Linked DNA regions of Homo sapiens: all the other regions are linked to region 7. Evidence: chromatin loops called from intact Hi-C (ENCODE). Cell type or tissue: endothelial cell of umbilical vein. All regions are shown on one strand. Region 1 has its middle 32 kb from the start of PPP1R1C. Region 2 has its middle 62 kb from the start of NEUROD1. Region 3 overlaps CERKL (CERK like autophagy regulator). Region 4 overlaps PPP1R1C (protein phosphatase 1 regulatory inhibitor subunit 1C). Region 5 has its middle 17 kb from the start of LINC01934. Region 6 has its middle 53 kb from the start of LINC01934. Region 7 has its middle 150 kb from the start of PPP1R1C.

What was found. Hi-C counts contacts between places; a loop is a spot of excess contacts. Peaks named below come from ENCODE experiments on the same cell type or tissue, not always from the same donor. Only the 100,000 strongest peaks of a DNase experiment are listed, where the experiment ranks them.
Region 1: it touches region 7 in a loop (5-fold over the local background); 2 of 110 quality-filtered maps call a loop at or near these places.
Region 2: it touches region 7 in a loop (5-fold over the local background); 5 of 110 quality-filtered maps call a loop at or near these places.
Region 3: a loop joins it to region 7, with 15 times the contacts of the local background. A loop is called at or near these places in 8 of 110 quality-filtered maps.
Region 4: a loop joins it to region 7, with 4 times the contacts of the local background. A loop is called at or near these places in 2 of 110 quality-filtered maps.
Region 5: a loop joins it to region 7, with 11 times the contacts of the local background. A loop is called at or near these places in 5 of 110 quality-filtered maps.
Region 6: it touches region 7 in a loop (5-fold over the local background); 4 of 110 quality-filtered maps call a loop at or near these places.

The regions. Positions count from the first base shown.
Region 1 is chr2:181,952,269-181,956,268 of GRCh38, reverse strand. It overlaps a transcript of PPP1R1C not described here. Among named protein-coding and RNA genes, the nearest start is that of PPP1R1C, 32 kb to the left of the region's middle. RefSeq lists an enhancer at 458-1,657. In endothelial cell of umbilical vein, a CTCF peak has its summit at 1,827 (motif pointing right); DNase peaks (open chromatin) are centred at 1,128 and 1,818; H3K4me3 peaks cover 300 bases; H3K27ac peaks cover 1,337 bases.
Region 2 is chr2:181,740,701-181,744,700 of GRCh38, reverse strand. No RefSeq gene overlaps it. Among named protein-coding and RNA genes, the nearest start is that of NEUROD1, 62 kb to the right of the region's middle. In endothelial cell of umbilical vein, a CTCF peak has its summit at 1,718 (motif pointing left); a DNase peak (open chromatin) is centred at 1,660; H3K27ac peaks cover 900 bases.
Region 3 is chr2:181,571,717-181,575,716 of GRCh38, reverse strand. It overlaps CERKL (CERK like autophagy regulator), which reads left to right. Exons shown (of 13, transcript NM_201548.5): 3 at 1,833-1,964. Among named protein-coding and RNA genes, the nearest start is that of CERKL, 83 kb to the left of the region's middle. In endothelial cell of umbilical vein, a CTCF peak has its summit at 2,402 (motif pointing left); no DNase peak of the experiment used is centred here; H3K27me3 peaks cover 499 bases.
Region 4 is chr2:182,066,957-182,070,956 of GRCh38, reverse strand. The region is part of intron 4 of PPP1R1C (protein phosphatase 1 regulatory inhibitor subunit 1C); the gene reads right to left. Among named protein-coding and RNA genes, the nearest start is that of PPP1R1C, 83 kb to the right of the region's middle. In endothelial cell of umbilical vein, no CTCF peak of the experiment used is centred here; no DNase peak of the experiment used is centred here.
Region 5 is chr2:181,104,698-181,108,697 of GRCh38, reverse strand. No RefSeq gene overlaps it. Among named protein-coding and RNA genes, the nearest start is that of LINC01934, 17 kb to the left of the region's middle. RefSeq lists an enhancer at 1,222-1,723. In endothelial cell of umbilical vein, a CTCF peak has its summit at 3,983 (motif pointing left); DNase peaks (open chromatin) are centred at 1,657 and 3,967; H3K27ac peaks cover 894 bases.
Region 6 is chr2:181,068,783-181,072,782 of GRCh38, reverse strand. No RefSeq gene overlaps it. Among named protein-coding and RNA genes, the nearest start is that of LINC01934, 53 kb to the left of the region's middle. In endothelial cell of umbilical vein, no CTCF peak of the experiment used is centred here; DNase peaks (open chromatin) are centred at 72 and 2,492; H3K27ac peaks cover 1,312 bases.
Region 7 is chr2:182,130,574-182,134,573 of GRCh38, reverse strand. It overlaps a transcript of PPP1R1C not described here. Among named protein-coding and RNA genes, the nearest start is that of PPP1R1C, 150 kb to the right of the region's middle. In endothelial cell of umbilical vein, no CTCF peak of the experiment used is centred here; DNase peaks (open chromatin) are centred at 1,143, 1,773 and 2,343; H3K27ac peaks cover 2,554 bases.

The DNA of each region.
Region 1 (4,000 bases), 180 kb after region 7:
ATATACACCATGGAATACTATGCAGCCATAAGAAAGAATGAGTTCATGTCCTTTGCAAGGACATGGATGAAGCTGGAAACCATCATTCTCAGCAAACTAACACAAGAACAGAAAACCAAACACCACATGTTCTCACTCATAAGTGGGAGTTGAAAAGTGAGAACATATGGGCACAGGGAGGGGAACCTCACACGCCAGGCCTGTGGGCAGGGGTGGCGGCGGGGAGGTGGGGAGGAGATAGGGGAGGGATAGCATTAGGAGAAATACCTAACATAGATGATGGGTTGATGGGTGCAGCAAACCACCATGGCACATGTGTACCTATGTAACAAACCTGCACAACTTAATAAAAAAGAAACTGTAACACAAAATGAGATTAATAAAATTTAAAAAGTATATAATATTAAAACATGCATAGACAAAAGACTAGACCAAAGCACACCAACATTTCAATGGCGCTTATCTCTGTGTGCTAGAATTGAAGATCATTTTATTTACTTCTTAATAATCAAGAAAAGTGTTATTTATGAAAAAGATAGTGTATAAGCTCCTCCCACTAATTTAAATTTCCCCCAAAAAAGGGCTTAGTAGACAAATGTTACTTTAGAATGGACAAGTTTTGAAAATATATTATTATCAAGGCTTGTATGAATTGAGGTGGAGACATTTACTTTGATCTCTTTGAATTACCACATATTGCCTAGAAAACACTCTAAAATAGAAAGCCTCACAGACTGTAATGGAACAGTTTTTGTTGGTAGTGATGAGATAAAACAATCAGACATTTTAGTAACACTATTTCCTTGATTGACAAAAATCAAAAGGGAAACGATAATTACATTTAAACACACGCACATGGCCTTTCCCTGGTGGAAAAAAAAATTGTATTTGTGCTGGTCTCCCTTAAGTAATTTTTCAATGGTCCTCTTTCAAGTTATAAATGTCAACCAATTTGAAAGCATGGTAAAGAGGAAAGAAATATGTAAACAAATTTCATAGGAAAAGTACAGCTGATGAAAACAGGAATCTAATCAAGGGAGTTTTCAAATATCAAGTTTCCATCACATTGAAAGGTATTTGTTGTGACTCAGAAGGATGATTTATTTCAGATTTGGCATTTCCTGTGAGTCACACTTTTCATCTGGCCATCTTAGAATATTTTATAAACACGAACCTCAATAACATCTGTATTATTCTCTTTGTTTTATAAATGGAATAATAAGTCATCAAAGAGCTTATAAAGCTGACAGAGGTCACCTAGGATGAGACTGATTTTTGTATCAGCACCTTTCCCTGAGACAGCCCTCAATTAGGATTTGAGAACTCCACAGCTCCTGTCCTAGCCATTTCGAAACATGGAACCCATGTTTTTAACTTTTAAAAATATTTATGTATGGAGACATGCCTAGGGAAAAAAAATCTCTCTTTAAACACATACATACTGATACATATCACCTATCTATTCATATAGATACGAAGATATCATAGAAAGAGTTCATAACCAGTAAAATGGCAATAAAATGTTAACTGCCAGAGCCCAGCTCCTGATCATGGAAGTCTGTTTCTGTTTAGGCAGCCAAAAATATAATGGGGAAGTCTGTAGGAAATAGAAATGTTTAGAATTTTTTCCTAACCTTTTGTCAGTTGTGATGATTCTGACGTCTCTTAACTCTTGATCAGATATCAGAGGTTTCTGAAGTTTCTTGGTTCGTGGCTCTCCAAGGTCTCGGTACATTTTTCACTGTGTCCTTAGGCCAAAAGGAGTACCTAGCAGTTCAAAGTATAAAGTAACCGTCAGGTAGGAACTTAACAAGAGTAATTGGCATGATGTCCGACAGATGGCGCTGTGCTTTCCCTCGAAAATTTAAATTACTTCGCGGTGCTCTTAGACTTCACTGCTGGAGGGGGTCGGGGGAATGTATGTGGAGGTCGGGGTGGTGGGGTGGGGTGTGTGTGTGTGCGCGCGCGCGGGGTGTGTGTGTGTGTGTGTGTGTGTGTGTGTGTGGCGGGAGGCGGTTAGCGGGTAGTGGGGCGCGGGGGGAGGGGTCCCTGCCTGGCCACCTGAATTCAGTTTGTAAACCACAGCTGTAGATCACACATACATTAGGTGAAGTTTGCAGAAGAACTGGGCTTGGTAGAATTTGAAAACGGATGAAAGACATTCCATGGAGGTGCCTTTCTCTCATTTGAGAAACACCAGAAAGTTATCTGGTTCTAATAAAAAAGTCTATTGGTGTCCTTTAAATCTAATTACTATGGTGCTTGCCCCAATGAAGAGGGAAAAGAGCTGTCTCTTCTACTCACACATAGGAAGCCTTTGTCAAGCTTTAGCTATCTCCCTTCAGACAAAAGCCTCCAAAATTACAAAACCACTAAGTTGTTTTGTTTGACTTAATCTTTTCCTGTTTTGTTGTCTATGAATCCTTCTCCAACCCACACAGTCTTAAAGATAACAATATGAATAAAATTCATTTCTGCTTGCATCTGAATCACACCAAAAGAAATACACAGATTTTTGTACATACAGTAACTTTGTCTGGGACAGTCAGACTTATAAGAATAAATGAAATTTGTTTCCTGGAACATTGAAGAGATACCCAGAAGAAATAGGCAGTCTTCTGACCAACAGGTACTAAACTTTGCTAGTAAATCTGTGTGCTTGCCAGTTGGATGAGAGCAGTTGCATGTATTAGGATGCTCTGGACAGAAGAAATAATGGTTTTAAATGAATCTGCTGGTGAGAAGTTATAAGAGTAGAATCCTTATTTTTATTGGTTTGAAGTTACAAGAATAGAATCCTCGTTTTTGTGTGTTTGTTTGTTTTTGAGAGAGCCTCTCACCCTGTCACCCAGCCTGGAGTACAGTGGTGCGATCACAGCTCACTTCCGCCTTGACCTCCCAGGCTCAAGCAATCCCTCAAGCAATCCTCATGCCTCAGCCACCTGAGTAGCTGGGACTACAGGTGGGCAACACCACGCCTAGCTAAATTTTTAATTTTTTTGTAAAGACGGGGTCTTGCTATATTGACCAGGATGGTTTCAAATTCCTGGCCCCAAGCAATCCTCCTACCCCAGCCTCCCAAAGTGCTGGGATTACAAGCATGAGCCATCACACCTGGCAAGAGTAGAATCCTTTAAATTGCAGGTATTGATTTGCTGTGGAACTCTTTCTCCTGCAGGCAACTCCATGAGGCATGTATTTGGGAGAAGAACAGCAGGAATTTATTATTTATTTATTTATTTATTTATTTATTTATTTATTTATTATCAGTGATTAGTCTCCTAAGCCATACCAGGAATGCCAGAGAGTTTCTAATGAGAGTAAAAGACTTTGCTCAGAGATAAGTGCTTTTTTTCCAGAACTATAAGTGGAGTGTCTGCTAAGTGCCAGGCACTGTCTAGGTTAAGGGGAGGATCAGGGGCCATGTTAGGGGCTGAACTAGGATGACTCTTGCTGTCACTGAACTTAGCCTGGTGGTTAAGAACAACAGAGATTTTTACATCTCAGAGGAAACAAAGATATCAGGGAAATTCGCTTTACTCTCTTACCTTAATTTACTCTTTTTAAATGAGAGGGTTGGAATACATGATCTCTAAGCCCTAGTGCTCTGATTCTAGCACCATACAAAGTTCACTTCAAAGTCAGTGAAAGAGTTGCAGCAACATAAATAGACCTCAGGGTATAAACACTATGTAATCCAAAGGGAAAATAAAGATGACAGACTACATGTTTTAAAATAAACTCACTGTGGTTTTTAATTCTCATTTCCAACCTTGAGTTTTATGAGTATTGATTTCCTAAGAAAAGAAAGCCTACAACTGCTACCTTCCTTAAGTACCTTTATATTCATTTTAAATAAGGCCATTAAAAATTTCAGGCCTAGTATATATAACTTTCAGTTTAAATGTTCTCTTACCCTCACTTAAAGGACCTTTTTATGTAACTAAAATGTAAAGGTTTAATTTTGGACACATACAAAATTAAGCTTGACATCTACTGA
Region 2 (4,000 bases), 390 kb after region 7:
AAGGTTGCACCATTGCACTCCAGCCTGGGCAACAAGAGTGAGATTCCATCTCAAAAAAAAAAATTAAAAAAAAACCACACACACACATACACACACACATATATGTAATAGTAAATTCTGTATGTGACTTTTAAATTTTATGATTTTCCTTCGGGGATTTTTATTCTTTTTACCTCTTACCTCTGCAATCCTCTGCCCTGCTCACAGACCAGCATTCTGAAGAGATTGAGTTTTGAAATAACTGAAAGAAATTGATTAGAGAGCAAGTGTGTAGTTTTTACATAGCATTCAATGGCCAATTAACATGCCTTCTACCCACTCACTAAACAATCTTGGGCATGTTAATTCTCCATCGTGGGTCTCTCTGGTTCTTTAAAAAATGAGAATAACAACATTGACTTGTTTTGAAGAGGAAACAGCTAACACAGCCATAAAGATTACAGTTCATCAGTGAGCCTGTGGAAGGCTAATCTCTAATATCAGTCAGTGTGCGATATTCACCTGGTTGTTTCGTTTGGGGAAAACTTCTGGAAACAAAATAGTACCCATTAAGAAATACAGGTTTTTCCCTTCCACAGTTGCCAAAGTTTGTTTATTCTGGGGGTTGTTTGTTATACTTATTTTTTTCCTTTTCTAATTGTTTAAGGTGTTTTGGAAATAAGATCATTATCCTCATGGGCATCTGCTGGGTAGAGTACCCTTGAAGGTCAAGATTTTTGCACGATTCATCAAAGGAAATAATGAGGCAGTAAGTAAATTTAAAGTCCAGACTCAGGTTCTTTGTGGGGGGAAAAAAATGGCAACTACACACTTGCTCTCTAATCACTTTCCTTCGGTTGTTTCAAAACTCAGTCTCTCCAGAATGCTGGTCTGTGAGCAGGGCAGAGGGTTGTAGAGAGAAGAGGTAGAAAGAAAAAAAATCAGTTGAAAGATAATATTTTTGGAAAATTATTACTAACTTTAAGATTGGACACTTTTTAAAGGCATCGTTACAAAGTTATACAAATATATCAAAAAATCTGATTATTATAAATATCATAACCAGTTTTGACAAAAATGAGTCATAAAATGAGAATGTTTCCCTTTCCCTACAGGTTTGACTGGCCATGGTAATTAATTTTAACATCTGTTAAGGTCACTTGCTTTGTAAAATGACAAATTATCAAATAGCAGGGCCATAAAAGAAAAGTGACAATTGCATGTACATTGTGCACCACATGGCCCAGTTCAGTACCAATATAGAGAACACCACAGGCTTGGTAAACAATAGGGATAATATGGCCTGTGTTAAAAAGAGAAGATTTCTATCAAGTAGTGAAAGTACAAAGTCATATGATAAGTTTTGGCCTCACAAAGATGAGGCTAATATCATTAGCCATTTATTGCAAAGGAACAAAATTTTTTCAAATTAAACTCATGATGGATTTTAATCACTTGGCTAATGTTAGTAAATGATTATGCCTCAAGCCATTACGATAATGATCATTATTAGCAAGAGTCTGTTTTCACAATGTTTATAATGCTTAAAATTAATCCAGAAGTCAAGAGTCATTAAATCATTTCACCTGCAGCAGAATTTAAAAGTCGCACATATTTCACATAATTGCAATTTAAAAACAAAAGCTATGAAGGCAGTGGAAAAATACACAAGAAAATCAAGCTATTAACTACAGTGCCACCAAGCGACCAACCTCAAAATTCCACGTATAATCAAAAGGGCAAACATACGAAGGAAAATAATTACATGCAGAAAAGAGACCACAGCAAGAACCTCAGATGGATGCTGATTATGGACCTCAATGAATCTCAGAACTCTAAAAGGTCAACTTTTAACTATCTAGAATTAACCGTTTTGATCTAGGAAACTTCAGGGATCATCAGTGGATCACCAGAGAGCTTGCAAATTGCTGAATTTGAAACACAGATGGAGATAAGTCCTTTAAAACAGTAGCTAGATTTTCAAATGTAAGAAAAAAATGTATGTTTGAGTGGTATGAAAGAGTTGACCATTCCGGACGACATGGTATGGTCTTCAAATACAAAGAATAAAGTGTGAACAAAAGAGAAGATTATAATAGAAAACATTTAACTATATCCCGTAGAATCTTTCCTAGTTGTCAGGTTTAAAGTCTACAAAATGTTGGAATCAGACCAGATGATTTCTAAAGTCACTTACCAGGCCAGAAATCCTATGGCAAAGATCATTGAAGTCATGTGACCCCACAAATTTTATGCAAAACATGGACATATGTGCTTGTAGAGTATGAGATTGTACTCTAATAGTTGAACTGATAACACACCTCAATTGAAGTAAAACACTAAAAGATGTTAAAGAAAAATAGAAAAAAAATTTAATCTTATAAATCCAGACAAAAAATAATTTGGAAATAACTCTTACCAGTAATGTTTGAATCATTTATTTATTCATTTATTCATCAAGTATATCTTGAGTTCTAACTATGTTGCAGGCATATGGGCTAAGTTCTAGGGATAACAACATACCATAGGAACTGTTTTCCAAGATGAGAAGATATCATTAATAAAAATAACTCAGAATTTATCATGTGAGGCTAAAAATATATGGGTTGAAAAAGGGTAAGAAGTTAGACTGGCTTCCAAGGTATATATAGATTCATTATAGTCTATAGACAAAAATATCTGACCCCACCCTTATGAGCTATCCCTGGAAATACTGTCTTCATTCTTAGGTCAAGCATCATGAAACTGACAACCAACCAGCCAATAAAAATGACTAAGGGAGTGACGAGTCTGAATTACTAACAGGAGAAACTTAGGAGCTAAATATAAACCATTTTACTGTATAGACTGACCAAACCAGGTCTAAAAATAGAAAACTAACATGGGGGTTGATATTGTTTTCCATTGCACAAGGAGATAATCATGGGAGTGGGCAGTAAGATAGAGTTTGGAAGAGGAAACTTCAGATAATTTCAGAAAAAATACATCCTGTCAGAGAAAATTATCCCATTAATACAATCACTAGGGAGCAATGTTAGAAATTCCATTTGTTGATGGGTTGGGAACCCACTAACTGAAGCTCTAGGGCATGTGTTTTTATTATCCCAGGAGTAGAATGGGCTGCTGGTGCCTCTCAGTCTCTGATTTACACTCTGCAAATGCTCAGGGCAGGAGTGGAAAATCATCAAGGAAAATCAAGTGCGTTCTCTGTGGAATACGGAAACGGATTATGGCATGTTTCAAAGTTACAAACTATTCAATTAAGTCATTTCCCCCTTCACTTGTTGCTTCTCTCCTATTGGTTCCAATGAAGGAGCCAAACAGGCCCAACACTCTACTTTCCTGAGGAGAGAACTGGAGTCCAGTCCTAATGCCAACTAAAAGTAATAACGAGAAATTTTTTTTTCTAAAGATTGTCCACATTTGCCATGCAAAACAGCTCAAATTTCTGGTTCTCTTTCTCCTGTCCTGAAATAAACAAACATGCAAAAATGTCACCTGGGCAAGGTGAGTTAGTCCAAGAGTGTTCAGTGTATCTGATTGCTGCTGACTTGTCTACACCCTCACAGTCCCTTACAATGACCTCTAGGAAATAAGAACACGTCCTGATTTTGTTGGACAGGTGCAACACTCAATCAGCTCATACTTGGCTGTAGACTGACCATGCCAGAGAGGGCCAGCCATTGTCTTCTGTTGTATTTTTAAAGCACAGAAAACAAAAAACAACTACCTTTTGGGTTCTGTGACTAGGCACCTCTGCTCAGCTTCTATCCCCAGTTTGGAGGTTGGAACTCAGTGGTGTTCTTCTCATAACTTCTGCCTGGTGGTTTGGACCTTGGCTCTTTGAGTTAACTATATGACTTCTGATTTTAACCATCTGCCATATTTCTAGACTGACAACTGGCTGCACTTATTGTTCGTTTGTTTCCTGATATATTTTTTCCCCTCTCTTAGACCTAAGCTATGAACCCAATGTTGATTCATAAAACTTTGCAGTAATCTTTGCTTTGATCTATGAGGA
Region 3 (4,000 bases), 560 kb after region 7:
CTGCATTTAGCTCCATTTATTTGCTCAGGCAGCTCTCACTGCCTAAAATTTTCACCCCTGCTGTTTTGCTCAGGGGTGGGATGAGGGGTAATGAGGGAGGAAATTTTAGGGGGTGAAAACAGCACAAGCCAAAAACCCTGCTCAGATACTCCCTTCTCTTGAAGCCTTTTCCAGATCCCTAATAAGAATTAACCACCCTCTCTCACACACTCTGTTGTACTTTGTCCTTCTCTGTTAACCAGCCTCTGTGTTTTGTGCTGTCTGTATTTGTGGATACATCTTCCTCCTTTAAAGCACGAATCATATCTTAATCCCTTGGCCCTTCTTCCCAGTACTTAGCACAAGTGCTCAATACATGTTTCTTTAACGCGTGTAACAGAGGAAGGCGAGGAGAGTGAGTGGGATTGGGAGCAGGAGGATTCTGAATGTCATTTTAAGGGGTTTGGGCTCGCTCTTCAGGCAGCAATGAGCCATAGCCGCCTTTGAACTGTGCAGCACTGACCAGAGCTGTGATGCCAAAGGATGCAGTGGAAGGGGAGGACAGCCAGCATGCCTGGGCATGGTCCCCAAGTCAGAGGACATCAGTGGGAGAAGGGAGAAGGCATGGAAGCAAGTGGCTACCATCTTATGAATCTGAGCACTCATTCAAAGGTGGCAAGGAAAAAGGAAGGCATTGAGCACGGTTTTGAGGTTTCCAGCCTGGGTGATTGGAGGCTGATGCAGGCTTCTTACCAAAAAGGGCCCTAGGCAGTTTCACCAGGAATGTTTAAGGAGTTTATCATGACCCTATCTCTTCCTCGTCTAAAACTCTCCCTAAAATCAAAACAGTATGTCCTGTTGAAATACTTTATTGTATCAAATATAATGAGAAGTAAAATATTCTCTCTACTTGATGTATGAAACACTGACTTCTTGTAGTGGACAATTTTCACTTGTCTTTTTAGTAATGGTTTTTATTAAAAATAGATGTTAATAACTGCTTGTTTAATCTTTAAACGTGGCCCTCTGAGAGCAGCTTACCGTAAAAGAAACGGTTGTCAGCTTTCTTTTTGCTCCTCAGTCCCTCCTGCCCCTTCCTAACAACAGAAAATTTGCTTTGCACCTGCTCCAACTGGGTTCGAAGAGATAAGCATCTTGCAAGCCCAGAAAATTGTAGTATCAAATCTCAGCCCCAACTGTGAGGCAGCACTATCATTGAATCCCTGCTGAGAGGCGTTGCTTTCCCAATTCCCAAAAGAGTTCTTTCTCCCCTGGCCCCTTTTCAGGCTTGAACTCTGACCGAAACCCTCTTTTTAACTCCCAGCATGCACTGCACTTGGTACTGACACTGACCCATCCCTGCTTCCTCTGTTCTGCACTGGACTCATCAGTAGGTCAGGCGTTGGTAGCCCTGGGGTCACTGGGGTGCCCAATTCCAATAATGAGCACATTTAGCTAAGGAGAGGAAATGTACCCTTCTATTTGTTACAGTCCATTGCTTTTTTTCCAGAAACAAATGCTAAAAGAACATTTGATATATTGTGGTTTGGTAAATACACATAGCACTGCCTAATATTCACAAAGTTGCCTCTTTTTTTTGCATCTTCCTTCATAAATTAAATATATTGTTCTAACTCATGATTTATTTTAAGAGGGATATACCTATTTCACAGCTAGGAAAATGTTTTCAAATAAAGTTATATTCAGAATACTCTTGCAAGAATTTCAAATAAAAATAGCAAATACTATTTAAATGCATATAACATTCTAACAGACTTGTGTGTCATTTTAAAGGGAAAGAAAAAAAATGATGACAAGGACTTTACAACTTTGTCTTTAAAATTTCTTCTTAGGCTTTCCAAACAGACCGAAGTCATTAAAAATACTCCTTAACCCCCAAAGTCACAAAAAAGAAGCTACCCAGGTTTATTATGAGAAGGTTGAACCTCTGTTGAAGCTTGCAGGAATAAAAACTGATGTAACAAGTAAGTAATTTTCAGAATATAATTTCACCATCTACAAAAACATACAAAAGCAAAATAATCTGAATTTGTCCTTAATGCAAACTTGGGAAACTACTTGTAATATCTATAGCATTTTTACGTCTTCATAACCTACTGCAGCCAGCTCGAGGGTTATAATTTAATTATTTTTGTTATTTTTATTAGAATATTAATATTTTCTCTTTAGAATTTTTTCAGATATTTTTTCAGACTTAAACAATTGTTAGATATAATTACAAAGGAAGCTGTATACTTGTTTACATCTTCATGGAGATGTTTGCTACTTACACGTTAATTTTGCAGTTAGGCAAGAAATTGATTTTTTGCTCACTTATATAGTTGATGTCTTTCCATGGAATTCTTCCTTGGGTTGTTTTCGTTCTGACTCTGACCCCTGGTGGTTAGGTCAAAACTAAGCACTGAACTGCTGGTTTTATTAATAGATGAATTTAGAGATGCTAGAAGCTTAAATTTGTTGTCTAAACTAAGAAATGTACTTAGGTTTGTGCCAAGGAAAATAGAAACTTGTTAATGCTAAACTTAATAGATGATTAGTAATATCCTTTTTGATTTTTTTAATTTGGTAGTCACATTTCTTTGTTTCTTTGAGACTTATTTTCGTATGGTGGGGAACTGAGTAGAAGAGTCGATGCTATGGAGAATCGCAACCTTCCTAGCTTTATTTCTATGTGGCTTCGCTAACAGTGGAAATTTGCAATAAATTTTAATTGATGAAAAGTATTATAAAATAAGCCTACTCAGGGGACAAGCCCAGAGTGCAATTGGAACTTCCTAGTCCCAGTTATAGATTCCTAGGGAAGGGATTCACAGTGATGTGGCTTTACTCAGCTGTAAACAAAGGAGATAAGTTTCAAGATGTTAATAATATCATTGAAACCTACACCTAGTGATCTGATGGATTGAGGTAGAAGAAAGTTCAAAAAAAAAAAAAAAGCAAGTTTTGTAGGAAGGTCAGCCCCCATGAAATGTGCCTATAACTATAGAGGTTCGAGAGAAACTACCATGAAAAACTCAAGAGGAATTTTTGAATTAAAATAAAGTTATAGTGAAGAAGTTAACCTTTATGTTTGTGACCTTCGGCTTATTTAGAGGTGATTTACAAGTAAAAGAGAAAATTCAGATTTATGTTTTCTTTCTACTGAAGATTTCCAAAGATTGGCTGAAGGAAAAGTTTGAGATTTGTATTAGGGTGAGACAATTAAAAGTTGAATAAACATATTGGCATACTCAATGACTATTTTGTTCATTGCTTTTACATGTGAATACTACAAAGCAGCTTAACATGGATATTGCTATATAGCATTCACTTCAGGAATCTCATTGTATGCTTGCTCTGTGTTCAACATAGTGCAGGATGCGAGATGAATAAGCTATCATACTTGGATGACTTTCTACATTATTAGAGATTCAAAAAAATGCTTAAAACCATTATAACTGGGGTATACATAAAAGAACTTTGATGTCTCAGAGGTGATATTTTGATCGGAAGATTCAAGAAAAGCATTTGAACTAGGCAGTTTTTAAGAGGCAGACAAAAAATGAGGGAAGGAAGTCAGGCTAACAGGCATGTACTGTAAAAGTTGGGAGGGGGGGCGGAGAGAGAGAGTGTGTGTATGTGAGAGAGTCCATGTGTGTTACACCCATACATCTGGAGAGTTTGTGCCATAACTTTGCTCTACTTTCCTCAGTTTTTACATTATCTGAAATCTTACTCTATCATCATAAAATAGCTGCCAGTGAATTTCATCCTTTCTTATTAATATCCAGTGGGATGGGGAGAGGTGTGCATATGTGTGCAAGAGAGACCCAACATGCTTTAATCCTGAAGATGAATTAAAATTTCCTTTTTTAAGTTTGGGCACAGATACTGTATTAGCGCAGTCAATCTGGAATAATCATTTATTTAACCATCAAGACTCTTCCCAGGGGCTGAGGACAGATCCCCTTTTCCTGATGACTGAAATGCCTCAGCTGAATCTGGATTCTGTTAGGGAGAA
Region 4 (4,000 bases), 64 kb after region 7:
TGATAGTGTGTGAGGGAGTTATTGTGAGATCTGGTTGTTTAACAGTGTGTAGCACCCCCTCCTCCCTCTCTTCCTCCTACTCCAGCCATGGAAAGTGCTGGCTCCCCCTTCACCTTCTGCCATGACTGCAAGTTTTCTGAGGCCTCCCCAGAAGCCGAGCAGGTGCTAGCATCATGCTTCCTGTACAGCCTGTGGAACTATAAGCCAATTAAACCTCTTTTCTTTATAAATTACCCAGTCTCAGGTATTTCTTTATAGCAATGCAAGAACTGTTTTATACAACTATTGATTTACCAATTATAACTGTGCCATACTAACATGAGACATAAATAATAGGGAAAACTGGATATGGGGTATATGAAAACTCTCTGTACTATCTTCAGAATTTTTCTACAAATCCAAACCTGTTCTAAAATATAAAATCTAACTTTAAAACATGTAATTTTGGTTGGGATTTATTCTGTTTTAAAGGTAATATTATTAAGAAGAAAGACAAAGATGTGAAGCAGAAATTTTAAATTGGAATCAAATGAACAAGGGCTTCAAATGCTTTGGAAAGTGATATTATCTACATAGTCCCATTAATGAGACCTATTTAGTCTTTGCATGGCAGCAAAGTTCTTTGTGATGGTCCATGCAGAATTTAACTGCCCACATTACAGCATCATCTTAAATGCTTCACAAGTGTGCATGAGCAGGAGGAATGATCATGGTATGAGCCACGTATTCCACTTTTCCATGACCTAGTCCATTTTACTCTCCAGACTTATATGTAAATATGACTGTCCCTTCTGTGATCTGAAAGTGGCCTTACCCTCCTGTCCAGTAAGCCTGTGGCGAGTCTCCTCCCATCTCCAGATGTCTTTGTCTAAATCCCTATTAAAGGACTTACCATGCTATGCTCTATCCACTTGTATGTTGCTTCCTCCAGACTGGTCTCCCACAGGGCCAGGGCTCTGCTTTTCACCTCTGCATCCACCCCACTTTAATGCAGCATTCCACACATGGCAAAGGCTCATATGTGATTGTGGCAGTGTGTTATTAGTACTTACACAATTGAATGTTGCTATTTGCTTATTTGGGAAATATTTAAAGAAACTGATTCTTGATTCAGCTATTCAAACCCAATGCAAAAGTTTATCTTTTTCCCTGCTTCTCAAATAGAAAGCAATTTTAAAAGCTGTTATGTTATTTATACAGAGAAATATAAATTTAAAAGATTAATTAATTTTAAAATAGGTTAACATATATATAGACAAATGAATGGAACCATATTGACAAATGGTGCTCTTCTTTTCCAATGTTTAAGTGGCATCACATGAGATTAATTAAGTTACTGGACTCTGTTTTAAATTTGCAATTCAATTTGATTTATCTCAAGGTCTTTTAAACCTTTTAACCTAATAATCCATGACAATGTCATAAAAGATGAAGTTCACCCATACTTGCTGGTATTTTCCTCTTCCTTCATTCTCTCTCAATGTTGACCTCCAAAAAAAAAAAGATACCTTAGTGACTTGCAAGAAAGGTACATTCTCAAATTGCTTCTCCAACCTGACTCCACCCTCCACATCCAAAGATGTGAGGAAAGATGAGCATAAAACTCAGTGGAAGAAATTAAAGAGAACCAGAGGAAGTGGGTCTGGAAATAGGAGCATACTTGGGTTTAAAAAAAAAAAAAAGAAAGCGAGACTTGTATATATTTAGAATGTTCCTTGTTATCTAGAAATCTGTCAAAATGTTTCTTGAGCTGCATAAATATGCCCCACCCTACACAGTAAACAAACTGAGCCAGCACAAACAAAAAAGCCAAGATTTAGAAAGGAAAATGTGATGAATACCTGAAGAACACCCACAGAGGGACAGGAGTGTTTATAAAAGGAATGTAGTGTGGTGGAGATGGCCTGATGAGAGGCTAAGAGATCTTGCTGCCTTCTCTTCCTGCCTTCAATTTTCAATGTGCGACGGGTAATGAGAACAGGATATTACAGCAGTCTATTCCTTTTGAGAGTTTTTTTGAGTCATAATTTTAAGGAGATTTGAAATCAGGAAGAGTGAACTGGTCACATTCCAATACAGCCATGGTTAATTTACCTATGTTGCCTAAGCGTAGGCTGCATTTATATGGTGTGATGATTTCCTTCTCATCCCTCTGGCAAGAAATATTTATTGCATAATCTGCTATAGCACCCCAAAATTCAACATCAGCTATCATTTTGTTTTTCAACTTTTTTGAACTGCAAGGCTTATTAATTGAAATATCAGTATCTCTTACAGGAATGTTATAATAGTCGGAAAATAAAGGACATGATGTCTGAGGACCGGAGCTAGGTGAAATGAGGGAAAAGCCACATTTGTTTAAAAGAAAGCAAAATGTTGAAGATAAACTTCACACGCCGACCTGAGGCTTAGTGCTAAACAAAAGTGGAGTGAATGTTGCAAGCGTGGTAATCCACATGGATTTTACATCTAGGCATCTTAAACCCGACTTTTCAAGTCTCACTGGGATGAAAACAAAGCTATTTTATTCTCCTGGAAGTCCTTTCACCTCTCCTCTGTCTCTCTCAAAATCATTCCTTCATGCTGCAGGGTGAAGCAGAAACGGAGGAGGAGTATTCGCCACTCTCAATTCAGGGTTCAAATAATTATTCAAAATAGTTCCACATATTGTGTGCCTGATCTAAGCATTTTCTTTACACATTTTGTTTCATTCAGTCCCTACAGCAATCATATGTGGTAAACAACACTTTCATTTTCCCCATGAGAGAAGTGAGACAGGCTAATCCTGTGAAAGTTGCAGATACTAGGATGAAATCACTTTTTTGTCAGGCCCAAACACACTAAAGCAAAAAGCCAAAAGGAGGAGTTCATGTTATATGGCTGAGATAAAGACTGTCTCAAGGACTTGCTAAAATAACCTCCCAAGAAATTCTTTCTTTAGGACTACTGCAATTCAGATAAGATGTTCTCAAAAGAATACCGGTTCAGTAATGGCATCTGCAGCCATTACTGGACAGGTATGTCCAGCAATGTAATTAAATTGCCATTCAATTATATTGGCAATTAACTGATGCCAAATCTGGCTCTGAGTGTCCGAAACTAATAAACTCTGTTTCCAAGTACCTTACATGAACTTCCCCCTGTGCCAATAAAACTTCCCTTTACCCTTCCCACTGCGGATGCATATGTGGCTTGCCTTAACTGTGCGTCTTGGGTCATAATCTTCATTTCTACTTCCCAAATACATCCAGCATATTTGAATATATTTTTCTTTGTTGTTGTTTTGTGGGGTGAACAACCCATTGATTTTCTGAAGGTTGCACAGCTAATAAGTGGTGGCATTGAGGGTGGAACCGTGATGGCTTGTCCGCCAAAGTCCATGTCCTTTCATATTGAGTTCCAGGAAATCACCATGATCAGCAGTTTTCCCTGATTGGAAGATCATGTTTCATTTGGTGATCTGAAGTACGTCTTATTCTTGCCATTATTGCCACTTTCATCTTCCACCCTCCAAAATCCATGTTAGCCTTCTTATTTGTCCAGGTTGATTTGCTCTCTGATTTATTCTGTATTTGTATTTATTTCTTTATTATGAGAAGGGGTTGAAAAAAAAATCAAGATCATAGCCATCCTTGGAGAAAAAAAAAAGCTTCAGTGTTAAAATGCTGTAAGCATACAAAGGTATTTTTGACATATCAGAAGTCTGTTTGACTTAGAAGAAAAATATCTAGATACTGAAGTCTTTACAAGAAATCATGAAGAATGGGAGGAAAAAGATGTTTTACAGAAGTAAATGAAAAATCTGACTGGCTATGCATTAAGAATGGTAATGCAATACTAATAGGCCCTGCTCTACAAAGTCATTTTTAAGTCAGCTGCTTTGTTTAATGTTCCAATTTCCGTTTAAATCAATAGCACTTACTTTGCTTTCTTCAGTAGAAGGCATTTGCATTCCAGTAAAACACACACACACACACACACACACACAAACACACACACA
Region 5 (4,000 bases), 1.0 Mb after region 7:
ATAACAATGGAAATTGAACAACTGGCGAATATTAAGCTTTACAGACTATGTTAAGAGTTTTCAGAAGTGAATTTCCTCAACAATTTCTGCCTTTGGCATATTTAAATGTATACTGACTTGTGGTATTATTCATTCAATATTTCACATCTATGTGTTATCTTCACAACTGGGCTGTAGCCACCCAGAAATAGGGACTTTATTCATGCACATGGTGGGCACACAGTGATACCTGCTGAAAAAATAAAAAATTAGAAAAACTTGGATGACACACAACTCTAGTTTCTGGTATTGAGCAGAGACGAGCAAGGGTGGGCCTGGAAGTGAAATCTGAGGCATGTTACTTGAGTGAATTATCAGACTGGAGAAGAAAACTCCATGTACATTAGATATGAACTTCTTTCTTTCTTTTTTTTCCCATTATATTCTCAGAAGATGAACTAACGTAGAATTCTGGCAATGACTGGTTCTTTAAAAATAGCATATCATGTAAATAAATGAAAACTATAGTGCCCCTGAAGTTTTCAGAATCATTTCACCAAACATTGATTTTGCCACCAAATTACAAGTAAGCCAGATGCAAATAATTTATCAGTAGGAGCAATAAGAGAGATTATGTTATGACTATATTTTATTTGTCAGAAAAGTAACTAAGGTGTTGACTCTGAGATAGGGAATACACACACACACACACACACACACACACACATACATATATATATAGGTTTAGAAAACTATATGGTTCAAAATATGCCTATGATGCTCCTGATTCATATTTTAATGTATTAACTATTCCATAATTACTTAGAAAATTATGCTTCGATTCTGGTTAAAGATGGATTCTGCAAGAACATAGAAGCTTCTCATGCATACAGTATTTAAAATAGAATGAAATTAGCAATCTGTATCTTGAAATTATACATAACATTTAGCTTCATTTAAAATTAGAGTGCTAGAAGAAGCAGATTTCCATGGCATTTTCATTATGCAGAGAGGTAAACAGCAAATAAATAAGCCATACATGAATATGAAATTAACAGCATGATAATTGCTTTACTCCTAGAGTGTGTACAATATTAAATCCTCAAATAAACACTTACTTAACCTCATTCTCACGTGTGCCTATTGCTATCATCAAAAGCAGTATACCTAGAACTCAAACTAAGTCAAATTCCACGATGAGGTACAAAATCCTCAGAAATCATTGCCATGCCCTGGAAATTTCAGAGTGATTTCTTAGGAGTTCTAGTGCTGGTGGTATATTTGAAAACCAGTGAACACAAGAGAAAATTTAGAAATGAATTAAAAGAGTACATTTCACATATTATTATTATCTTGTTTATTCCATCATACTTAATTTCTTTGCTAATTCTTAAAAAGCTTCATCCAGATCATCCATATAGGCATTCCAGGGAAGTGCTTCCTTCCTGCTGAGACCACCTGCAAGCTCTCTCTCACTCTAACACAGACCCCTGCTGACTTGCTTTACAATATTTATGCAGGAAACTGTTAAACCTTATTTCTGTTGAATTGTTTCTTCTCTGCATAAGGCAGAAATGCTTTTCATAGTTTTCTTATGGCTCTTAACAACAACTAAAGCCTGTCTTGTGCTCTGGGCCCAGACTTGACCTAAATTTAACCCTAAGTAATGCTTTCTTCATCTTAGTCATAGCCTGAAAGTGACTCATTTATAAAGAGGCCACTGGTACAACTGGAGTTTTCCAGTAAGCAAGGGTTAAAAGGTCAGTAATAATGTTACTGCTACCCTTATGAGTATGCAACTGGTAGAGTTCAAAGTTATTTGGATATAACCTGACAAAAACATCTCATCATTTTCCACAGGGTACTTGAGAGTAAGATTCAGAAGGGATATATGGCTTGTGTACACATGAAACTGTCTTTCCTAGTCAGAGACATCAACCACTTCATTGGAAGCCAGCGACTAAAAAGTAAAATAAAATAAATTAAATTAAATTAAAATTAAAATTAAAATAAAACAATTATGAGATCCAAAGAAAGGAAAATCTTGTTGTCCCAAATAAGCACCTTTAAAAATAATTGTTTTACTGTTCTAGTGATGAAATTAGTATGTCTTTGTTGATCCACTTAAATTTGACTCAATGGGTAAATTTAAGCCTGAGGCTTTTATGCCATTATCAGAGGCTCTGTCAGTGAGTGCTTTAGCCTAATTACATTTGATGCAGCAAATCAACAAAACCACTGCTGGTATGACCTCTGCCAAGAGGACTAGCGAGCTAGACAAATGGAGCTTAAGATGTTATTAGTTGTTCTGTTGCAAAGTTCCTGATACATCCCGACAGGAGGCTGTTGCATGACTTGGGCATGCATCCTCCAGATGGCATTCTGCATTGGCTTGTGGCAAGGCTCACAGGGATACTGGCACATTTTCTCTGTCAAAATGAAAGTTTTCCAATTACAAGGAGATAATATGAGGAGATGCAAACTTAATCTCTTAAACAAAAGGTTGCAAGCTGTGTAATAGATATTTCAGGGGAGAGATTTCACTATAGTTCAATTGATTTAAACGTTGCAGATCACAAAATGTGCTATCTTTCCTAATAAAACCAAAGAATCAGCTGCAGTTGGTGCTATTTACTGGAACAGTGCTATAATGCTTTCATCATCTAAGAGATGCTTCTTTTAACAGTGTTCTTCCATGGAGTTGGAGTCTGTGCTCATTTTTTGTTTTTTTTCCTAATGTGTAAACAGGTACAAAGAAGCCATTTTGCTTTTAGTTAAACACCAAATGCCTTAAATGAAGTCTTCAAGTTTAATGTTAAAAGATACCAAATCATAGAATTTCATTAGGAAGACTACAAGTTAAATGGTAAGAAAGCCCTATTATCATCAAAACCTGTAAGACAACTTAGCTAAAATGCCAACAGTATTTTCTAACCCAGGGAATGCTAATAAAAATGGTATGTAGAACCCTCAATCCCTATGAGAATGAGGTGATATGCATCAACACTTATCCAAAAATAACTGACTCATCCAAGTAAATCAGTAAGTACCTTGTTGTAAGGTTACTTCTTAGAAAGATAGGGATTTTCAAGTTGACATAAAAATGCTAAGACAAAGCAGGGGAGCCCTCGTAGATCCGTTTCTACAAATCCAACAAGGACACTACATAAGTGTAGAACGTGTGCCAGCTCTGAGAAGAATGTTTTACAGGATAACTACAACCACACTCTTGTACTAAATGCATTAAACAGAATTTCAGCAGAGTTTAAGTGTTGAAATGATCATACAGTTCTAATGTAAGCAAAGATTCTTCAATATTGATACTGGATTACTTTCTTCTGTGGTTTAAAGAGAATTAACTGATCCAAAATTTCTAAGCACATATTCAGAATATTAAAAGAGAAAAGGTACATTTCCAAAAATTAAGGTAATTCATATACAGAAAAATATTTTTATCTCAAATTTCAAAACATTTAAAAAATATATTTTAGCCATTAAGATGAAGATCAATGTCACAAGGTTGTGCATAAACACTGAATTGCAGTCAATAAGGTAAAATCATAGTGGGCAGCTGCCTTTTGTCATTTCCATAGAAAGTAGCTAGGAAACTGTCATGTCTTTACTGAAAATTCAGTCAGCTAAATAAAGCAGGAGTATATATTCTAAGTAGTCTCAACTGCAACATTGTAAGATCTGTAAATCAGCCAGAAATATAAGCAAGGCCTTCGAATCTCTCCGAAAACTTAACAGATTCCTACCGAAGAGTTAACGTTTTCATGCAAGCAGCATTTTTAAAAAGCTTCAGCATCAACATAAAGTGGTCTATAACAGCTGTTGTAAAGCTCAACATCAATTTTATGTTGGCTCAACTACTAAACAGCAATCACAATGGCATCCCTTAGGAGGTATTTAAGGGCCCAAGGGTATAGCAATTTAAAAACTGAGTAGGAAATCAAAACAAATTCCCAGTCTGTTTACAAAAATACTTCTCCCTATGTTCTTGTACCACCACCTAGTGGTT
Region 6 (4,000 bases), 1.1 Mb after region 7:
GGAAATGTTCTCAATGAGTCACTATCACTTTCTCTGAGGAAATATGTTTCAGTGATATACGGAACTGCTGCCCCTGGTAAGAGTGACTCTGGTATTTCACTAGGAAATGAATGCATCCGAAGCTGCTACTGAAATAGATGCTGCTTCATCCAGGGAGTACACTGATGTAATGACAGAAAGTGGAGTGTGGAGTTTATTCAGTAAACAACAGACAACCACTGAAGTTGAAGCAGGGACTGTCCTGATAAACAGTTTACTCTGGGAAGATTAATGTGATAGTGGTGTGAAGAATGGGTTGGTGTTGTTTGGATGAACAAGAGGATAACTTTTAAAAGATTCCTTTAGATAAGGAATAACCAAGGGCCTGAATGAGACAGTAGGAGTGGAAGGAAGAGAACAGAATCAAGACATGACTTCCTTCAGAAATAAGAAAAAAAGAAAGCAACTACCACTCTAAATGTGAAATATTCTAAAGCAAACTTGTCCAACCTGCAGCCCACGATGGCTTTAAATGCAGCCCAACACAAATTAGTAAACTTTCTTACATTATGATATTTATGCATGGGCCATTTCTTTAGCTCATCAGCTACCGTTATAGTGTTAGTGTACTTAATGTGTGGCCCAAGACAATTCTTCCAATGTGGCCCAGGGATGCCAAAAGATTAGACACCCGTGTTCTAAAGAATATTATTGTAATCTGCTTACGACAGTTAAGAGTCATATCCTATTTTTTTTTCAGATAAAAAGTACAGTTGGGCTTAAATGTGCAATAATCACAGCAAAAATATTGTTCAGAAAGACCCAATCAGGAAAAGAAAAAAAGTTTCACTTCTAAGTATTTAACTCTTGGCTTTCTAAGTTAAGTAGTTAAACCAATTAAAATTCCAACCTCTTTGCTGACTAGTTTTTCAGAGAAAAGCAAAAAAATGGCCCCACTTCTTACATATCAATCTTGGGAGGCAAGAAGTCAGGACAATAGCAGGGAAAGGTAAGCAGAAAAAAAGGTGTGAGCCTTGGTCATAAGCTGTGACTGCCTTATGGATTTTCTGGAAATGAAATCTGATCTTCAAATTCCGTACTTCCTGAGTGAGGTACAATCCAAAGGGAGAGAAGGCTTGTAACTGAGTCTTGCCACGGGACCAATGGTGGAAGTGAGGGTCACAGAAATTGGTCACTATGTCCTTCTCTGACCACCACATCCATAAAATAGAACAGGGAAGAATACTCAGTTTTCTAGAGTCATTTTTCCTCTAGCAAACTCAGGGACGTCATCTGCCACACCATCCACTGAGGCTTTTCCAAAGCTCTGTGTAACTCACCTTGGACACCCCTCTTCCTGACTAGACCATGATGACCTCTTTGGGAAACACAGCGTAACTATTTTTGTGTCCAGCATTTAAAGCAGTATTAACTTTCAGCAAATAATTGAATTTCTCTAGTTAAAATTGGTGTCAAGGTAGATTCTTCAATGACTTCAGGAAAATCACTTGAATGAAACAAAAATTAAGGTGCTAAAGATTCAAACAACTGCTAAACCATACCTGATGAAAAAGAGGAGCCATTCGAGCTGATATGGATGTTTTAATTGCATGTTCATTAACATGTTAACTATGAAATAAACGAAAGGCTCATCCAGATAGACAACTCAATCATTCATTTTTACACTTGACCACAAACGACTAGTTACTCTGCTGGACATTAATGGGTCACACAGATGTATGAACTGTCGTCTCCCCATTCTCACTTTCAGCCAATAACATCTCGTTTCATGGAGGAGTAGAAGCTACCAAAGAACTTCCTACGAACCACATCTACCCTCCAATCTCACCTATGCCCATGTCCTCTGCAAATTCACAACAAGGGCCAAACACCTCACTTGTACTAGATCCTATCCCCTCTTGCTTATCTAGGGGAACTCAAGAATTTGGTGAATGACAATGCTGCTGTAAGTGCTGGATGCTGCACTTCCCAAAGAGCTTCTGCTCTAGTCAGGGAGAAAGACAGATGTCCAAGGTAGTGCAGAACTTTGAAAACACCCTGAATAAATTATGTAGCAGATAACTTTTTCAAGGACACTGCTCCTCCTCCCCTACACCATCCACTTCCTCCTCTCTAATCTTTCCTATCAATATACAAACATGCTGTAATTTCTCCCATCTTAAAGAAACTCCAACTACTCCCTACTTCTCTATTTCACTGCAAAATTGTCAGGAGTCTCCAAGTTCTCTATTCCTTGTTACTTTATTCAATCAAGCTTTAATTTCATTGCTCCAACAAAATTGCATATAAAAGTCACCAGTGTCTAGGACTCCTGAGTTGCTAATGGCTATTTAGGTCCTTATTTTATTTGGCTTATCAGTAGTCTCTCATGGGGTAGATCATTCCCACCTCCTTGAAACTTTTTACTTCCCTTTCAGGTTATCACACTCTCCTGATTTTCCTTTCACTTCTTGAGCGTTCCTTCCTGGATTACTTTGCTGACTCATCTCTCCTCAGCCTCCTAATGCTGGGAGTGCCTAAGCTTCTTTCTTCTCTAGCAGCACTCATTCCCTTGAGTGAGTGATCATAGGTCTCACAGCTATAAATACCAACTACACACTCACGTGTCACAAATATACATCCCTGGCCCAGAACTCTTGAATTCCAAATTTGTATATCCAATCTTGCACTTCCATTTGGATGTTTAATAGGCATTTCAAACTTAACCTGTCAAAAACTAAGCTCATAATCTTTCTCCCTATCCTGCTTCACCCTCGAGTTTTTCACCTTGGTTAATGACAACTACAGCCTACTAGTTTGCTCAGGCCCTAAACTCTAACTCCTTTTTCACACCACATATTCAATCTATCAGCAAATCTTCTTAGCTCTATTTTTAACCAGAACCTGACCTTTTCTTACTACTTACACTGCCACCACCCAGGTTGAAGTCACTGGTATCTCTCACCTGGATTACTGCATTAGCCTCCTAACTGGTCCCCCTGCTCCCAATTCCTTAGCCCCACAGCAAGTTTTTCTCTGACTGATCAGATTCTAATAAATCATGTCCTGTTGCTCGTTGGCTAAAAACAGCTTCCAGTGGTGTCCCATCTTATTTAGAATACTAGCCAAACTCCTTAAAATGAAATACAAGACCCTATGTGATCTGCCCACCTGTCATCTTCTTGACCTGGCCTCCTATTCCTCTCCTAGTTGCTCACCTGCTCCAGCCCTCCTAAGCACTTGCTACCTTTTGAATGCATTGGGCATGCTCTTGTTACAAGATTTTTTCAGTTGGTATTCCCTCCGCCTGTAGGACTCTTTTCCTATGTGGCTTATTCCTCACCATCTTCAGCTCTTGACTCATTTTTTAGGTGAGGTCTTCCCCGACTACCCTTGTTATAACTGTAATTCAACCTCCCCTTTCTTTCTCCCTCACTGCACACACTATTTCCCTTCCCTACTTTGTTTTTCTCCATAACACTTACCATCTAACATACATATATGTGTGTGAGAATGTGTGCGTACGCACACACACACACACACATATATATATACACTTTTAAATTTTTTTGGTCTGTCTCCTAGCAATTGAAAGTAAACTCCATAAGGGTAGGAATTTTCGTGTATTTTATTCACTGCTAATCCTAAGCACCCAAACCAATATTCCAGTGTACACAACTAATAACTTACTGAATGAAATAAATTGGATCCCTTATTTCTAGGGGCTCATAATTGAGATGATATACATACACAAGTAAAACATTATATATGTCCTTAAAAAAAAATAACCATGGAAGAAAAAACATGGTGTCTCATGCATATTTAAAATGATCTTCACCATTTGAGAGTTCTGTGACCACAGCAAGAGTTTAGCAGAGGGCTAAAAAGTGCTCTTCAAACGATGATAAAGGAATCAGGTAAGGGGTGCCAGTGAAAGCCCTACAGTGTTATCCCCTCATACTCTTTATCTCATAAATTAATACTCTTCTTCATCACTTTGTAGATGAAAACTTGAAATGCT
Region 7 (4,000 bases):
TATTTCAGGTCAAAGAACTTGGTACCCTAGGAAAAAGAATGAGGCTGCTTCTGCCAGGGACAGTCACCCCAGGAGCTCCAGCTTCTCCAGGCCCTGCTAGCCACCCTGAGGACTGCAAATGTCACTATCTATCTCCAGCACACCTGCCACTCATTCCCAGTACACACATCCGTTTGGAAGGCCTGGCTACAGCACTGGTTCTCAACCCTTAGCATGCATCAACATGGCCTTAAGGGTTTGTTAAACTACAGAAGTCTAAGCCCCATCCCCAGAGACTCTGATTCAGTAGTTCTGGGATGGGCCTGAAGCAAAGCTAATGCTGGTAGACTGGGGATCTCACTTTGAGAGCCACTGGCCAGCAGGTAAAGCTTAAACTCCTTAGCATAATTTTCAAAGCCCCTCACAGCCTAACCCAGCCCATTTTCAGTCTAGCCTTCATTACAGTATTCACTGTTCCTGATGCCTTTGCACTGAGTGCCTCTTCTACCTGAGTCTTGCTGCTCCCTTTGTCATCTTTACCTGTCCCTGTCCCTTCTTCCTCTAAGGATCTGTGCATTTGCCTGCTCTCTTGCAAAGCCTCTTCTCATTCCTCTAACCAGAACTCCATCTCCTCTTTGGATGAACACTGATCTGCTATCCCTCTGTGCGAAAGAATTGCAGCTCTCTGTCATACACTTGCTGCTAGATTTTTAGGGAAAAAAGCACTGAGTTTTACACACTGTAAATGTTCAGTAAATATTTGTGGAATAAATGGATGTGAATAAATGAATGAAGGCAGGAAGGAAAAGTGTATTATTATTTGTCCTGCTTGGTATGTGATTGAGTCAGTCCTTTTCAGATAACATCTCCAGTTAATTTAGTCAAAATAAGACCCACTTTTCAAGCACTTTAGATCTGCAAAATCCCAAAAGCCATTTATGTTTTTTTTCTCAGAGCAGACAAATGGGGAGTGCATCAATTCTTAATAGCATACTAAAAGCAAACCTGAATTATGTGAGAGAAACAGTAAGATCTCTTCATCTCTCTCTTGTCTGTATGCTTGGGGAGTTGGGTCTGCTGGTGTAGAGATATGTTCATAACAGCAAATCCTAAACTTTGCTAAGAAGAAAAGTTCACATTTCCTAGTTGATTTCCTACAGCCTTGACGATTAATAATGGGAACCATACAGGATTTAGAACAATAATGACTAATTCTTAGTCATTGGTGGTTGGTAGCTGCTAACTGTAACATTTTCTAATCTGAAGACATTTCTTAACCATTAATACTTTGATAGAATGGTAAAATAATGACAAAGAATATTTAAAGGGTCCAGACAGTATCTGACCCATTTTTTGGCCCTTGATGAACAGAAAATAATATTATTTTGTATTTATCCAGATACCATTAAATTTGTTACATTTTATGTGGAAGACTTGAGGCAAGAAATATCTCACCCAAGATAGCTCATGAAATTTGGCCTTCAGTTCAATTTTGGACTTCACTTTGTCACTTACCAGTGCTGTGGTCTTGGACAAGCCTAAATTTTTTCATCTATAAAATGGAAATAATTAAAGTGCCTATCTAATAGGTACTTTTGGAATGATTAAGTGAAATGTTCTATACAAGGTGCTGAGAATATCACCTGACACATAGAAAAACAGAAATAATATGAGCTATACAAATAAAAACCTACCTAGAGCTTCACCCCTTTCTTTTAAAATTAATTGATATTTACAGTTTCAAGAGCATAGCATGGCTTTAACTTTAGTAGCAATATCTTAAAAGTCCACATGATGGAGAGGTTGCTCCATGCAGAGTAGACCAGCCATTCCATAGTAAAGATTATATTATCATTAATTTACCACTTATGTCCTTGCTTGAGAGGAAGGCTAAATTATACATATATATTAATTAGATACAGAGAGAGATTAATATATAGATTTATATATATATGTGTAGGTAGATATGTTGATTTGTTCACTGGTTGCTATATCATGTAGATATTCTATTTGGGGGAACAATTTTAATGCAAATATTAAACAGAAAAATATCAACATAAAGATAAAATAACAGTAACCTTTGTATTTCCTAGACAGCTCGTTAAATAAAAAATATCTTCAGACATCCAGGTGCACTGAGAAGCAACAATAGCAATTTCTCAAAGAGGAAAACTATGTACACATACACATACACACACACACACAAACACACACACACACACACACACAGCAGCAAACTCCCCCAATTTCATGGACTCCTCATTAGCAAAACAAGCTTTCTGCAGAGGAAATGAAAAAGGAAGGGACTTTTCATAAGTGGAAACTGTCCATGTGAGAGGAACAGACTCATTCAACAAGCATGGTAAGTCAGCTGCAGTCTAAAAGTCGAGTGTGTCAACACTGAAATCACCATCAAACCTTTCCTCAGACAGAAATGGGGGCAAAAGGAAAATAGCCATGGTGCAAAAGACGCGTTCATGTGGAAATGACTTAGCAGCAGTGGACAGGAAGCTGCTAAGAATAAGTTGTGTGGCCAGAGAGGGAGAGGGAAGGAGCTGGCCTTGCCCTCCCTCGGGTCCTCTCCCTCTGGCTATCTTTCTCTTTTCACCGGAGGCACCCTTTGTGAGGACCTCCTCACCTCTGTTACTGTGTCCAGTTTACTCTGGATGTCCTCCTCTGTTCTCACCTGGCTTCTCCCTAACAGACAAGAATATGGAAATTATAACTTTGGGAGGTATTTGTTTAGTAAAGTGTTTTTCTGTTTTTGTTTTGTTTTGTTTTGAGATGGAGTCTCGCTCTGTCACCCAGGCTGGAGTGCAGTGGCGCGATATCGGCTCACTGCAACCTCCAACTCCAGGGACAGTGACTGCAACCTCCAGCTCTGCCAGGGACAGTCACCCCAGGATCTCCAGCTTCCCTAGGCCCTGCTAGCCACCCTGGGGACTAATAATTCTCCTGCCTCAGCCTCCTGAGTAGCTGGGACTAAAGGCACATGCCACCATGCCCGGCTAATTTTTGTGTTTTTAGTAGAGACAGGGTTTCACCATGTGGCCAGGCTATTCTCAAACACCTGACCTCAAGTGATCTGCCAGCCTTGGCCTCACAAAGTGCTGGGATTACAGGCTTGAGCCACTGCACCTGGCCCTTTAGTAAAGTTTTATTTCTCTGTGCTTAATTTAATAGAAATCAGGTTAAATTTCTTCTCTATCTTTCCTTTAGAAACCTTCTTTTTTATTTCCATACAGCAAAACATTTTATGAATATACATATATACATATTTAGTGTACATTTTATATATATGTGTATATATACATATTTTGCATACACATACATGTGTATATAGAAATGTATACAAGCACATATATAAATTATAGACACAAACACACACACACACTGCTCAATAGAAAAAAAATTTAACTCCACATTGCACAATGAAAGAAAACAAGGAGATTAATTTTGGCAACTGTATTTTCCCCAGAATATTGCATTAAATTATCTTCTACAGATATAGTTGTGGGTGTTTATGATGACAATGTCTATTTTTTAACACTGTTCTGCCAATACGACAAAAAACTTACTTTGAAAAATCTTATTTAGGTACTAACCAGTTCCAATTAACTCCTTCCTATATATTCCATTTATTCTGACAATAAAAGTGTGTAGCTCGAGCTTGTTATCATAGGCAAGTCCAGGATTTAGTAGTATCATTCCTGTCTTAGAATTGACCTTCATGTCATTTTAATTTTTAAACTATTGGGTGTTCTCAAAAGCAAATAAAGGACCAATGTAATATTTAAAACACTTGACAAATGTAACAAACAAGTGACAAATTCAAAACAGAAAAATCTATGTTTCATTAGGGTAAAAGAAGAGAGCAACATATAATTAGTCTGCTTAGGAAAACACATCCACAGAATATATGCTGCAGGAGAAATGTAACAGGAGACTCACTCATCTACTGCAAGGCTTTGAAAAATGTTGGTATCTGTAAACAATAAAGAAAGAAAAGATATTCTTCTCT